Linked DNA regions of Homo sapiens: all the other regions are linked to region 2. Evidence: chromatin contacts called from ENCODE Hi-C or POLR2A ChIA-PET data. All regions are on one chromosome and are shown on one strand. The core of a region is the stretch at or near the end of the contact, and the rest is flanking DNA. Distances in the headings are between cores, read along the strand shown. Region 1 overlaps CMTM7 (CKLF like MARVEL transmembrane domain containing 7). Region 2 holds the start of CNOT10 (CCR4-NOT transcription complex subunit 10). Region 3 overlaps GLB1 (galactosidase beta 1).

Region 1 (3,922 bases), core at 1-2,500, 270 kb after region 2:
CTAAGTCAAAAACACAGGCCTGGCATGTATGACATGCTCTACAGATGACAGCTAAATACAAAATGAAACGTCTGAGAAACCTTGGACAAAGACCAAGTGGGCTCTCTCCTCATGCAGACACAGACCTGTGCTAATCTAATATTCTTATCAAAGGGACTAGCATAGATTTGCAGAGGCAAGTTGGAGATGTGCAAAGGGAAAAAGGAAATGAAGACCTTGTAGAAAATATTATGAATATGGAATAGCAAGAACAGACCCAGCTAACTTCTGGAGAAAAGATTAAAGATCTCACTAGACTACTGAAAGGAGGTAATAAAAAAATAACTAACATTCACTCAGAGCTTAAATACTTCAGAGAAGATCTGCACAGTAACCCTGAGCAGGTAATATTATCACCCCCATCTCACGGAAGAGGGAACTGAGGCATAGAGAAGGCAGGTGATGTACCCAAGATTTCACTGAGGAGTAGGAATCCAGCAGTTCCACTGCCTCAGTTTCCCTCCCTTATCAGGAGATGAAGAGTAGCATGAAAGAAAGTACTTAATCCCAACGGGAGGGCCTACTGAAAAGGCAGCATGACAGTGGAAGACGACCTGCAGGTGTCACAAAGGTGCTGATGGTCTCAGGTCCCTGCTGGTTTGCTTGACACAAGGCAAGGGAAGTTATGAAGGTGGCCTGTGATCTGTATGGCAGTGAGAAAGTCACTACTTGACATTCTCATCCTTTAGAGAGTGTATCCACAAGGGGATGCGTTAAAATGCAGGTCCCTGGGCCCCTCAGCCAAAGTTTATTATTATTATTATTATTATTTTGAGACAGAGTCTTGCTCTGTCACCCAGGCTGGAGTGCAGTGGCGTGATCTCGTCAGCCAGAGGAGTTTTTAATCCAGTGGGTCTGAGCTGGGGCCCAGGAATCTGCGTTTTGAACAGGTTTACTTCCATCCCCAGCTAAAGTACTTTGGCTGGTCCCTGGGCTAGACTGTGGACAACCTTGGCCTCTACAGAAGAGAGGCAAGACAATACAGATTAAGAGCTTGGCTTTGGAGTCAAACAGTTCTGGGGTCAAATTCCCATTGCCTCTTAGCTGTGTAACCTGGAAAGGCTATGTAACCTCCCAGGGCCTGTTTTCCACCTGGAAAGTGGAGGTGACAAATAGTACCCCACTTAGAGAGCTCTTCCAATACCTGAAAAGCACTACGCACAGTTCCTGGCATGCATCACATGCTCTGCCCACAAGAGCTAAATGCAAAAGTAAAACTCTCACTGGGTCCCTGCAGCACTTCCGTTGTCGTAAAGAATTGGCAGGCTCCATATCATAACATTCTTGGGTTATCATTTCCTCTTCCTTAGCTAAATTTTCTGGAAGGAATCTCTTCCTGTGTATGAATCAGAAACTCAAGAGAAGCCACACTTCCCCAGCATCCCTTTTCCTCCCATGAAGCTTCAATGGTAAAGTTTCTTCACCTCTCCCCTTGCCCCAGGGATGGAGATTGACATTGACTTAGAGTGGACATCTGTTCAGGGGCAGATGGTCTGTGCAATTTGAATATTTATTATCTTGGTAATTTGTACTTCACCTCTTCCTAAAGTAATGAGGCAATAAAAGGAGCCTTAGTAAGAAATGTCAAAGATGAGGGGACGAGCAGAGACTTGCACCAAACAGAAGCTGTGAACGCAGTGCTGAAATACAGCGGTAAAGAAGGTGCAAATTTTCAACGTCAGTGGAACGTGGAGAATGAAAACTGAACCAAGAAAATGTAGCTTGGTCATTTGGTCCTGGGGTGGTGGAATTCCCTGGAAATAGACTCTGAGAAAGAGATTTGCATGCAAAAAGTTAACTGGGGAGTGCTCTCCAAGAGATTACAGTGGGAGAGTAAGCAAGACAGGACCAGGTGGAGGGAGGATTTGAGCAGTCATAACAAAGGCCTTGGCTGATACTCCGAGGAGCACTGAAGCTAGGACCGCTCTTCAGAGTTTTCTCTGTTGAAGCAAGCAGACCAGGCCTTCCTGACTCTCCACTGACCACTGGATACAGGCTGCCCCCAGGGAGAGGTTAGGCATCATCTTGGGTGAGGCGAGTCCCTTTGGTGGACATCAATTTGTGGGGAGGGACTCAGCAGGCCACATTCTTGGAACCTGCGGCGGATGAATGCCTCAGCAATAAAGGGGATATTTGGGCACACACCAGTATGGCCACTGCAACTGTTTAAGTGGGCTCTTTCCCCAAAAAAGTAGTTTAAAAAGAATAGAAAAATCTTGGCCCAAACTTGAATAGCCACATAGGAAAAAAGCTGCCTACTGACCAGGAACCCCCATGCTGGGGTTCCTAAATGGCTGAGGGAGAAAGCTATCGTGTCAAACCAGTAACATTTGAGAGTTATTTGTTACAGCAGCTAGTGTTGCACTAATAAAAAAATCTAAAACTATGAGAAACACTGTGAATGAAAAGAACTGGGTGCTATTAGAGGAGTTATAATGGAGATGAAGATTAGTTACCTCTGAGTACAAATGAAATGGACCAAAGGTGTGTTAATAATATCTTCTAATCACTCTAATCTTATAACAGTTAATAAATGAATGTATCAATGAATCAGCTAATTCATTTGTTCTGATATGTCACTGTCTTTAAGGTCATAATCATGTTACAAATAGAGGTTATTTTGAAATCAACAAACTAAGTTATATATCCTGTGAATAAATATCCATCTCTCAGAATTTATCTTAAGGAAAATAATCTAAGTCAAAAGAAAACTCTACTGCATACCGTAAAACAGCGATTGGCCATTTCTTTTTGGTAAATGACCAAATAGGACATATTTTAGGCTTTGCGGGCCACACAATCTTTATTGCAACTCCACTCTGCAGTGCTAGTGTGAAAGTGACCATATGTAATACATGAATGAATGGGTTTGGCTGTGTTCCAATACAACTTTATTTACAAAAACAGGTGGCAGGCCAGATTTGGTCTGTGGGCTGTAGTTTGCCAACCCCTGAAAATGTTCAATGTAATATCATTTATAGTAGCTAAAAGCTCAAAAGCAAACCTACATGTTTAAAAGTGAGTGGTCACATAAATTTAAAAATATCCACTTAGATGATTGTACATATTATGTGCAATTATGAAGCTTTTATAGCAACAGGGACATTACCAAATATTAAATTTTGTAATAGAAAAATAAGCAACAAAGCAGAATCTATTATTGTCAGTAGGGTAACAGCCCTGCAAACTTTACACATATTCTTAAACAAGGGCCAAAATATAACATTGTAGAAACTGTGGAATGGTGGGCGCATGGGTGAATTTAGTTGTTTCAAATAACTTTCAGATTTAATTATATTAATGTTTCCCTATTCATATTTGTGTAGTAACAAACATCTCAAAAACTTAAAAAAAAACGCTAGGTCTATAAAATCCCTTCAACTTAAGACCCAGATGAAAAAAACTGCTGGAGGAATTAATGATGCAGTGTGTGTGTGTGTGTGTGTGTGTGTGTGTGTGTGTGTGTGTGTGTGTGTGTGTGTGTGTCAGTCTCAATCTGTTGCCCAGGCTGGAGTGCAGTGGCATGATCTCAGCTCGCTGCAACCTCTGCCTCCTGGGTTCAAGCAATTCTCCTGCCTCAGCCTCCCGAGTAGCTGGGACTAGAGGCGTGCGCCACCATACCCGGCTAATATTTTTGCATTTTTGGTAGAGATGGGGTTTCACCATGTTGGCCAGGATGGTCTCAAACTCCTGACCTCAGGTGATCTGTCTGCCTCGGCCTCCCAAAGTGCTGGGATTACAGGTGTGAGCCACCACACCCAGGCTGCAATGAATATTTTAATTTAGGTATATTAACATGCCCACTGCATCATTAATTCCTCCAGCAGCTTCTACGAGACAGTTAGCTATGGTGCGGATGTTGGCAAAGCCCAATGGAACCACT
Region 2 (3,902 bases), core at 1,141-3,640:
CGGGTGGCTGAGGCAGGAGAATGGCGTGAACCCGGGAGGCGGAGCTTGCAATGAGCCGATATCGCACCACTGCACTCCAGCCTGGGTGACAGAGCGAGACTCCGTCTCAAAAAAAAAAAAAAAAACAAAAAAAAAAAACCGTGAGGACTTAAAAGGAGAAAGAAAATACAATAAAAATTAAATAAAAAGAATGATGACTTGATGCCCAAAGCATGTACAGTCTTAGAAACTTTATAGGAAGGGGAATGACAGGATTCAATGAATGTCTTAGGACATAAAAAAAGCGGGGGGCGACAGTGAGGAAAATGGATGGGATAGGAAGAGACAAGAGACAAACACCAGTGAGAAGACTACTCAATGCGACATAGATCATATTAAAAGATAAAGGCCAGAAACACAGCAGATGAGATGGAGATGAGCAGAGATTCAAAGGAGCTACACTAAACACTCATCTATTTTATTCAAATTTAACCTTATATCAAAGCAGGAAGTTTCCTTCAATATGGCCTATAAACTTAAACCAATGAAAAAAACAGTCCCCTAATCACTGTGGACCTTATTCTTCAACTACACACATTACACAGCTCTTACCAAACAGGAGTGCAGCTAGGATATGCCTGTCTCCTCCAACAGACTGAACAGCAGGTCTTCAAAGGCAGGGAGTGTGTCATATCCATTATTCAACACTCAATCTTTGCGAATGAATAAATGAACAAGTAGAAGGCTTTATGACTGAGGATTTGAAAACTGGATGGGCTTTAGGTCTAAAAGGGTGATTTCGGGCAAGCGCAATGGTATGAGCAAGTAGGAATGGTAAATGTGGGGAACACAGACACTATTCTAAAATAAGGAGGAAGATGTTGGTCCCCTGGTCCAGCCTTGGACAGGCCATGCCGTTTTCCTGTCTAATAGTCTCTCCCTCATCCACCTTTCCTCATTTCTTATGGCTCATTCCCTCACTTCTTACATATCTCTGCTCAAATATCATCTCACCAGAGGCCTTCCCTGAACAACCTATCCAAAATTTCACAGCACATTCCTTATACCCTCTCAAGGCCTTTGTTCTGTTGTTTTTCTTCTTAGATTATTGAAGAGATCCTCTAATGATTTTTATTCCTCTGTACCTAAAATAGAATTGGCTTAATTTCCAAGTGAAGTTCATTTGTCAGTTATTGTGACCAGAACCTACTAAAATCCACAGCACACTGAGTTTTTCTTTAATTTTAAATTAAATTCACTGTAAAAATTTTAAGTTCCATCACTTTTAAATCCTGTCACTTAAGTTCTTTCCAATAAAACCTGGATGCCACAAAGAATATGAATTTCTTGCGGGAAACATTCCGGACAAGGTCAGGAAATAATTTTATATTCCTTAATGTGGAAGATTCTAGGAATGGGAGCAATAATCCATAAAGAAAACCATTGAGATTAAGTAATTTCGAGGAACTAGAGCAATTAAGTACCAAATGCAAGATTTTAGGAGCACAGACTGTAGAGAGACAATAGGATTTTATGCCTTTTTAAATAAGTGGTTTACTTTGAGAGGCCAAGGCGGAAGGATCGCTTGGGCCCAGAAGTTCGAGATCAGCCTGGGCACCATAGCGAGACCCCCGCCCGTCTCTATCAAGAAAAAAAAAAGTGGTTTTTACAAAGTTAATTTCACAGGAGTCAATGACCAGAGGAAGCCACATGTGGTCAAAACAGCCCAGGTGAATCCCAGCCTCAGCCACGCGATATTATAGGCAGATGTGTGCTCCAGGGTGACTTTCTCTTGTCTGCTTTTCCCACGAAGAAGCGGAAAATTCTGCGAAGCGGCAAAATACATTTAAGCTTTTTGGGCCGGAGTTATTCTGAAGAGCAGGGCAAAGGCGGCCAGTGGCGACTTCAAATACTGCACTTGAGTAAAACAACTATTGGACCCGGGGCCCGAAGACTCATGTTAGCGACAGCCGAGACAGAGGATGGGGTAAAGAAATGCACGCCCAAATTCAAGTCGCCCTGGAGTCCCCACCCCGGGCCCCGCCGCCTCCGAGTTCAGGGTCCGCCCGGCCCCGCACGTCCCGCCGTCTCGTCGCTCGGGACATTGGCGCCCTACCTGCAGGCTTGTCTGCAGCCATCTTCCCGCTTCGACTCGGGTTCTTCCCTGCAGGTGGCGTGGCCCTGACTCCCGCCGCCGGGCTGGCCGCTGTCCTGGACCTCCGAGGACAACTCTGTGCCTACCCCGGCTCCGGGCCCCCAGGTTCCGGCTAGAGGAGTGGGCAGACGGCGGGCTGAGGAAGTGACGAGAGCTAGTTCCCGTCGTCTAGCAACAGCAACAGCTTCCCCACCAAGGGACCGCCACAGCCTCCCGCCATACACAGCTTCCGCCTCACGGCGTCCCGGTACCCACTACTTCCGGGGGCGGCAGCCTGCCGCGCCTGGAGCGCCGGCGTGGGAACTGCTACTGGCCCCGCCCCACGCCGACGTCCCCTCCGCGCCCCGCCTCCGGCCGGACGTACTCTGGCTGGAACCTCTGGATGTTCACAGGGCTGACGCGGTGGGACGTACGCGCGTCTGTCCTTTGCTTACTCTAATTAAAACACCGAGGTGTCAGAGCTTTTGTCCCTCAATGTTACATAATATTACAATAACCACATCTGACATTTATGTGCTAAGCACTGAGCCCTGCACTTGGTCTGTACTATCTCATTGATTTCTTGCAACCCCATGAGAGAGGCGCTGTTGAGGATTCCCGTTTAAAAAGAAACGCCTTTTATTTTAGAATAGTTGTAGTTGTGCAGAAAAGTTGCAAAGATGACACCTAGAGTTCCTGTCTCCTCACCTAGTTTCTCCTATTGTGAACATCTTAATTATTTTACTATGTTACGTTGATCACATCTAAGAAACCAGTTTGATTGGCGCACTATTACTCACTAAACTACACATTTTATTCACATTTACCAGCTTTCTTTCAATGTCCTTTTTTTGTTGTTGTTCCAGGATCCTGTCCAGGACACCATATTGCATTTATTCATTATGTCGTCTTAGGCTATTTTTGGCTGTGGCAGTTTCTCAGATTCTTCTTGTTTTTGATGACCTTGACAGTTTTGAAGAGTTACTCCTCAGATATTTGGTGGAATGTGCCTCAATTTGGGTTTGGCCAATATTTTTCTCATGGTTAGACTGGGGTTTTGGGTGTTTAGGAGGAAGACCACAAGGTGACTGGCTGTTCTCATCACATAGAATCAAGGGTACATGCTGTCAAAATGACATCACTGATCATGTTAACCTTGATTACCTCTCTAAGGTAGTGCTTGCCAGTTTTCTCTACTGTGCAATTACTCCTCCTACCCTTCCACACTACTTTGGAACCAAGTCAATAAATGCAACCCACACTCAAGGTGGGAAGGCGGGGTATTTAAGCTCTACCTCCTGCAGTGGGGAGTATGTACATAAATTATCTTCCCCAAGGGAAGTTTGCCTCTTCTCCCTCACTTAGCTATTTATATCAGTATGGACTCATGGATGTTTATCTTATAATGGTTACATTCCAATACTACATTATTTTGTTGCTAAAATTGTCCCAGCTTTGTTAATTGGGAGATTTTTCAGGTTTGTACCTGTTTTTTTCTTTTTTTTTAACTTTTGTTTTAAACTTTCTTTTAAAAAAGTATTTGTTTTTGGCCGGGCGTGGTGGCTCACACCTGCAATCCCAGCACTTTGGGAGGCCAAGGCAAGTGGATCACTTGAGGTCAGGAGTTTGTGACCAGCCTGGCCAACATGGTGAAACCCCGTCTCTACTAAAAATACAAAAATTAGCTGGGCGTGGTGGTGTGCACCTGTAATCCCAGCTACTTGGGAGGCTCAGGCAGGAGAATCCCTTGAATCCGGGAGGCGGAGATTGCAGTGAGCCAAGATTGCCC
Region 3 (3,647 bases), core at 246-2,745, 380 kb before region 2:
AAATGCTATTCAATTCTTCCAACCACCTTCTTTTTTCAGTGAGGAAGTTTGAAAAGGTTAAGTGACTTGGCTAAGGTCACCCAGCCAGCAGGTGGCAGAATTAGGATAGCACCCTAATTCTGTGGATCCCAGAGTTTGTCTCTCTGTTTCTCCTGCAATATTGTTTTCTGGCAGCAGGCATGCAGCGTGGACTGAAACACTTTGGTATCGGCACTGCCTTGACAGTCAGATAACCCTGGAATGGAAAAGGATATGGTCAATTGGGGCTGGCTGTTATGTTTCCTCTCTTACTTCCTGCCCCATTCTCCTTCTTCTATGTGTTCTTGGCTCTGCAAGGACTAATATACTGTGGGGTACATTGAACTTTAACAGTTTTTGGTGTTGGTAAAATTACTTAGGTGAAACATAAAACCATGTTCATTGGACATTGACCAAGGATGCCATGGATGCTCTTTTTTTTTTTTTTTTTTTTTTGAGAGAGAGTCTCATTCCGTTGCCCAGGCTGGAGTGCAGTGGGGCAATCTCGGCTTACTGCAACCTCTGCCTTCTGAGTTCAGGCAATTCTCCCACCTCAGCCTCCCATGTAGCTGGGATTACAGGCGCATGCCACCATGCCTGGCTAATTTTTGTATTTTTAGTAGAGACGGGGTTTCGCCATGTTGGCCAGGCTGGTCTCAAACTCCTGACCTCAGGTGATCTGCCCGCCTTGGCCTTCCAAAGTGCTGGGATTACAGGCGTGAGCCACCGTGCCCGGCTATGACCAAGGATGCTCTTATGGAAAAGAGTAAAGGTTTTTTGTTTTTTTTTTTAGGAGACAGAGTCTCGCTCTGTCGCCCAGGCTGGAATGCAGTGGCACAATCTCGGCTCACTGCAACCTCTGCCTCCCAGGTTCAGGCGACCCTCCTGTGTCAGCCTCCCAAGTAGCTGGCATTACAGGCGTGCACCACGATGCCTGGCTATGTTTTTGTATTTTTAGTAGAGACAGGGTTTCACCATGTTGACCAGGCTGGTCTCAAACTCCTGACCTCAGGTGATTCACCCACCTCAGCCTCCCAAAGTGCTGGGATTACAGGCGTGAGCCACCGTGCCCAGCTATGACCAGGGATGCTTTTATGGAAAAGAGTAAAGTTATGTAAAAGTGGCTGCATCCTGGACATCCCAGGGATGCAAAGTGGCACTCCCTAGGGGAGTGTGGGCCAGGCTTCCTTCTTATGAACAGTACTATGGGCAGCTTGTGGGGATGGATCATAGTAGGGTGGGAGCATGGGCACTGCTTTGCCTTTCAGGTGTCGGTGGACAGAGGTGCTGAGAGGGCTGCACTGGCCAGGGTGTCCGTTCTGAGGCTTTGTGGTGGGAGGAGATGTCTTCTTGAGAGAGGCCAGGTTGCTGCTCACAGAGGGATGTGTGAGTCACCCCACGTGCCCCTAGTTTTTACCATCTTGTGTCTGTACTGGTTAAGCTAATAGGAACCACATTTTCCTACATGAAGATATCAAGTCTGAAACTTGGGTGCGTCTTTGCTCTGCATGGCTGTGTCTTCTTCCTTTCTTCTGGCCTCAGGTGCAAACCCTCTTTTGATGCCCTCTTTTTTTCAGTCTCTGCCTCTCCTTGAATCACTTTCAATTTCTGCTCACAACTTTTCTGCCCCTTTTGGTTTTGGAAATGCCACAAAAAGTATAATCAAGTATTAATTCTGCAAAGGAGAATGAAGTTGACTGTGTGGAGATATTTCTTCTTGTGTCCATCCCTAGCAACCTCAGATGACTTTAACTTGACCCTGGGTCCTGCCAGGTGACTCTGTCCCCCTCCTCCTCCTCCTCTCCCCTTCCCATCTCCACATGCTTGAATCCCACTAATCATTTTTGCCCCTTGTTTACAAAATAAACAAGTATAGACATAAGAAAGCAGAAAAAACATAATTGTTACTCAAACCTCAGGAGCCATAGCAAAGCTCTTCACATTTTGGGAGTTTCCTTGAATATTTTTTATGCCTTTTTTTTCTGCTTTCTTACAGAGTAAGTTCATTCTGTGTGACCTATTTTCTGTGTGGCTTTTTTTGCTTCATTCTTTGTCATGAGCACTTTTTCATATCGTTCAAAATTCTTTCATCATCTTTCATGGTTGTCCTACTTACCTTCTGACGCACAGTTCCTATACGTGTTCCTTCTGTCTGGAAGCCATCCCAGTTGACATATTGGCTTCCGTAGGACTTTCAGAACCGTCACTGTCGCCTCCTTTTGTGAAGCACATGTGGGAGCAGTTTCATCCCTGACACACTGTGTCTCTAGTCTCCTGGCCTTCCACGCCTCTGCCTGGTAGCCATGAGGGCACATCATGCATTTGTGCACATCACATACCCACCGAACGGCTCTGGAATGGAATAGAAGCTGATTGCTTTGATAAGAAGGAACCGGGGGATTTGTAGACAGTAATTCTTTTCGTTGTTGTTATTGTTTTTGTTTTTTGAGACAGAGTCTCTCTCTGTCACCAGGCTGAGTGCAGTGATGAGATCTCGGCTCACTGCAACCTCCACCTCCTGGGTTCAAGTGATCCTCCTGCCTCAGCCTCCTGAATAGCTGGGACTACAGGTGCGGGCAACCACGCCAGCTAATTTTGTGTATTTTTAGTGGAGATGAGGTTTCACCATGTTGGTCAGGATGGTCTCAATCTCTTGACCTCATGATCCGCCCACCTCAGCTTCCCAAAGTGCTGGGATGAAAGCCATGAGCCACTGTGCCAGGCCTGTAAACAGTATTTCTGTGTGTGAAGATTTCTGTAAAAGGGCCAAGGCTGATGGCTCAATGCCCGTAATCCCAGCACTTTGGGAGGCCGAGGCAGGAGGATCTCTTGAGCCCAGGAGTTCAAGACCAGCCTGGGCAACATAGTGAAACTCCATCTCTACAAAAAATTTAAAAATTAGCTGAGTATGCTGCCATGCACCCGTGTTCCCAGCCATTCAGGGGGCAGAGGCAGGAGGATCACTTGAGCCTGGGAGGTTGGGGCTGTGGTGAGCCGTGATCACACCACTCACTGCACTCCAGCCTGGGCAAAAAAGTGAGACTCTGTCTCAAAAAAAATAAAGATTTCTGTAAAAGCTGATTTCTGTCTCTGTCTTAATTCATGTTGAAGGGTAGAAAATGGTGGCTTTCCTCAATTCTTGATGCTGGTTTTCTCTCTCAGTGCTCAGAGTTTGAGATGGCCAGGGAGGAGCTACGTGTTTGCAGCCAGGGTAAAAATGAGTCAGACCAGAAGGCTTAAATCCCTGTCTGAGAACATTTAGGGCCCTCAACACTGTTGTGTTACAGATACAGGAAACCAGGTCTGTGCTTTTATTCATCGTCATGATTCAGTCAGATATGCAGATGTTTCTCTTTTGGGGGGATTAGCTGAGCCAGTGCCACCTATGATGGTTTGCATATGTGGATGTTTATCTCAGTTTCTACCTGAAAAAGCTAAAGCCATTGATAATATCCAAGGTGAAAATAATTAGGAGTGGACGACCTTCCACCCACAACTTAACTTCATCCAATTAACAGGGCATTCATCATGAGGTAATAAGCCTATTTATGACTGTTTGGAAGATCAACATCTTTAAAAGTCTCTGGTGCTTAAGGAGCTTACAGAATGGAGACAGTTACTCTAAAACA

The links. A loop is a pair of places that touch in the nucleus more often than their neighbours do. ChIA-PET counts read pairs that join two places held with the same protein, here RNA polymerase II (POLR2A). Pooled maps may share reads with other maps.
Region 1: a loop to region 2 is called in a pooled map, with 3 times the contacts of the local background. The contact joins the enhancer-like site here to the promoter of CNOT10 in region 2. A Hi-C loop is called at or near these places in 1 of 168 maps with a recorded cell type or tissue (B cell), 2 of 37 single-sample maps with no recorded cell type and 9 of 50 pooled maps. POLR2A ChIA-PET finds 5 or more read pairs at or near these places in 2 of 52 experiments (activated T-cell and activated naive CD8-positive, alpha-beta T cell).
Region 3: a loop to region 2 is called in a pooled map, with 5 times the contacts of the local background. The contact joins the enhancer-like site here to the promoter of CNOT10 in region 2. A Hi-C loop is called at or near these places in 10 of 50 pooled maps. POLR2A ChIA-PET finds 5 or more read pairs at or near these places in 2 of 52 experiments (HEK293 and T-cell).

What each region holds. Positions count from the first base shown.
Region 1 is chr3:32,412,084-32,416,005 of GRCh38, reverse strand. All of the region lies in intron 1 of CMTM7 (CKLF like MARVEL transmembrane domain containing 7), which reads right to left. Among named protein-coding and RNA genes, the nearest start is that of CMTM7, 22 kb to the right of the region's middle. Within about 2 kb of position 1,250, at least 13 of the 41 ENCODE cell types and tissues checked have a DNase peak (open chromatin) inside an H3K27ac peak, as active enhancers do; they include B cell, where a contact is called at or near this core.
Region 2 is chr3:32,683,676-32,687,577 of GRCh38, reverse strand. It overlaps CNOT10 (CCR4-NOT transcription complex subunit 10), which reads right to left and starts at 2,390. Exons shown (of 19, transcript NM_015442.3): 1 at 2,096-2,390. The coding sequence starts at 2,117. RefSeq lists a silencer at 2,280-2,589.
Region 3 is chr3:33,061,604-33,065,250 of GRCh38, reverse strand. All of the region lies in intron 5 of GLB1 (galactosidase beta 1), which reads left to right. Among named protein-coding and RNA genes, the nearest start is that of GLB1, 34 kb to the left of the region's middle. RefSeq lists an enhancer at 3,316-3,365. Within about 2 kb of position 1,495, at least 6 of the 41 ENCODE cell types and tissues checked have a DNase peak (open chromatin) inside an H3K27ac peak, as active enhancers do.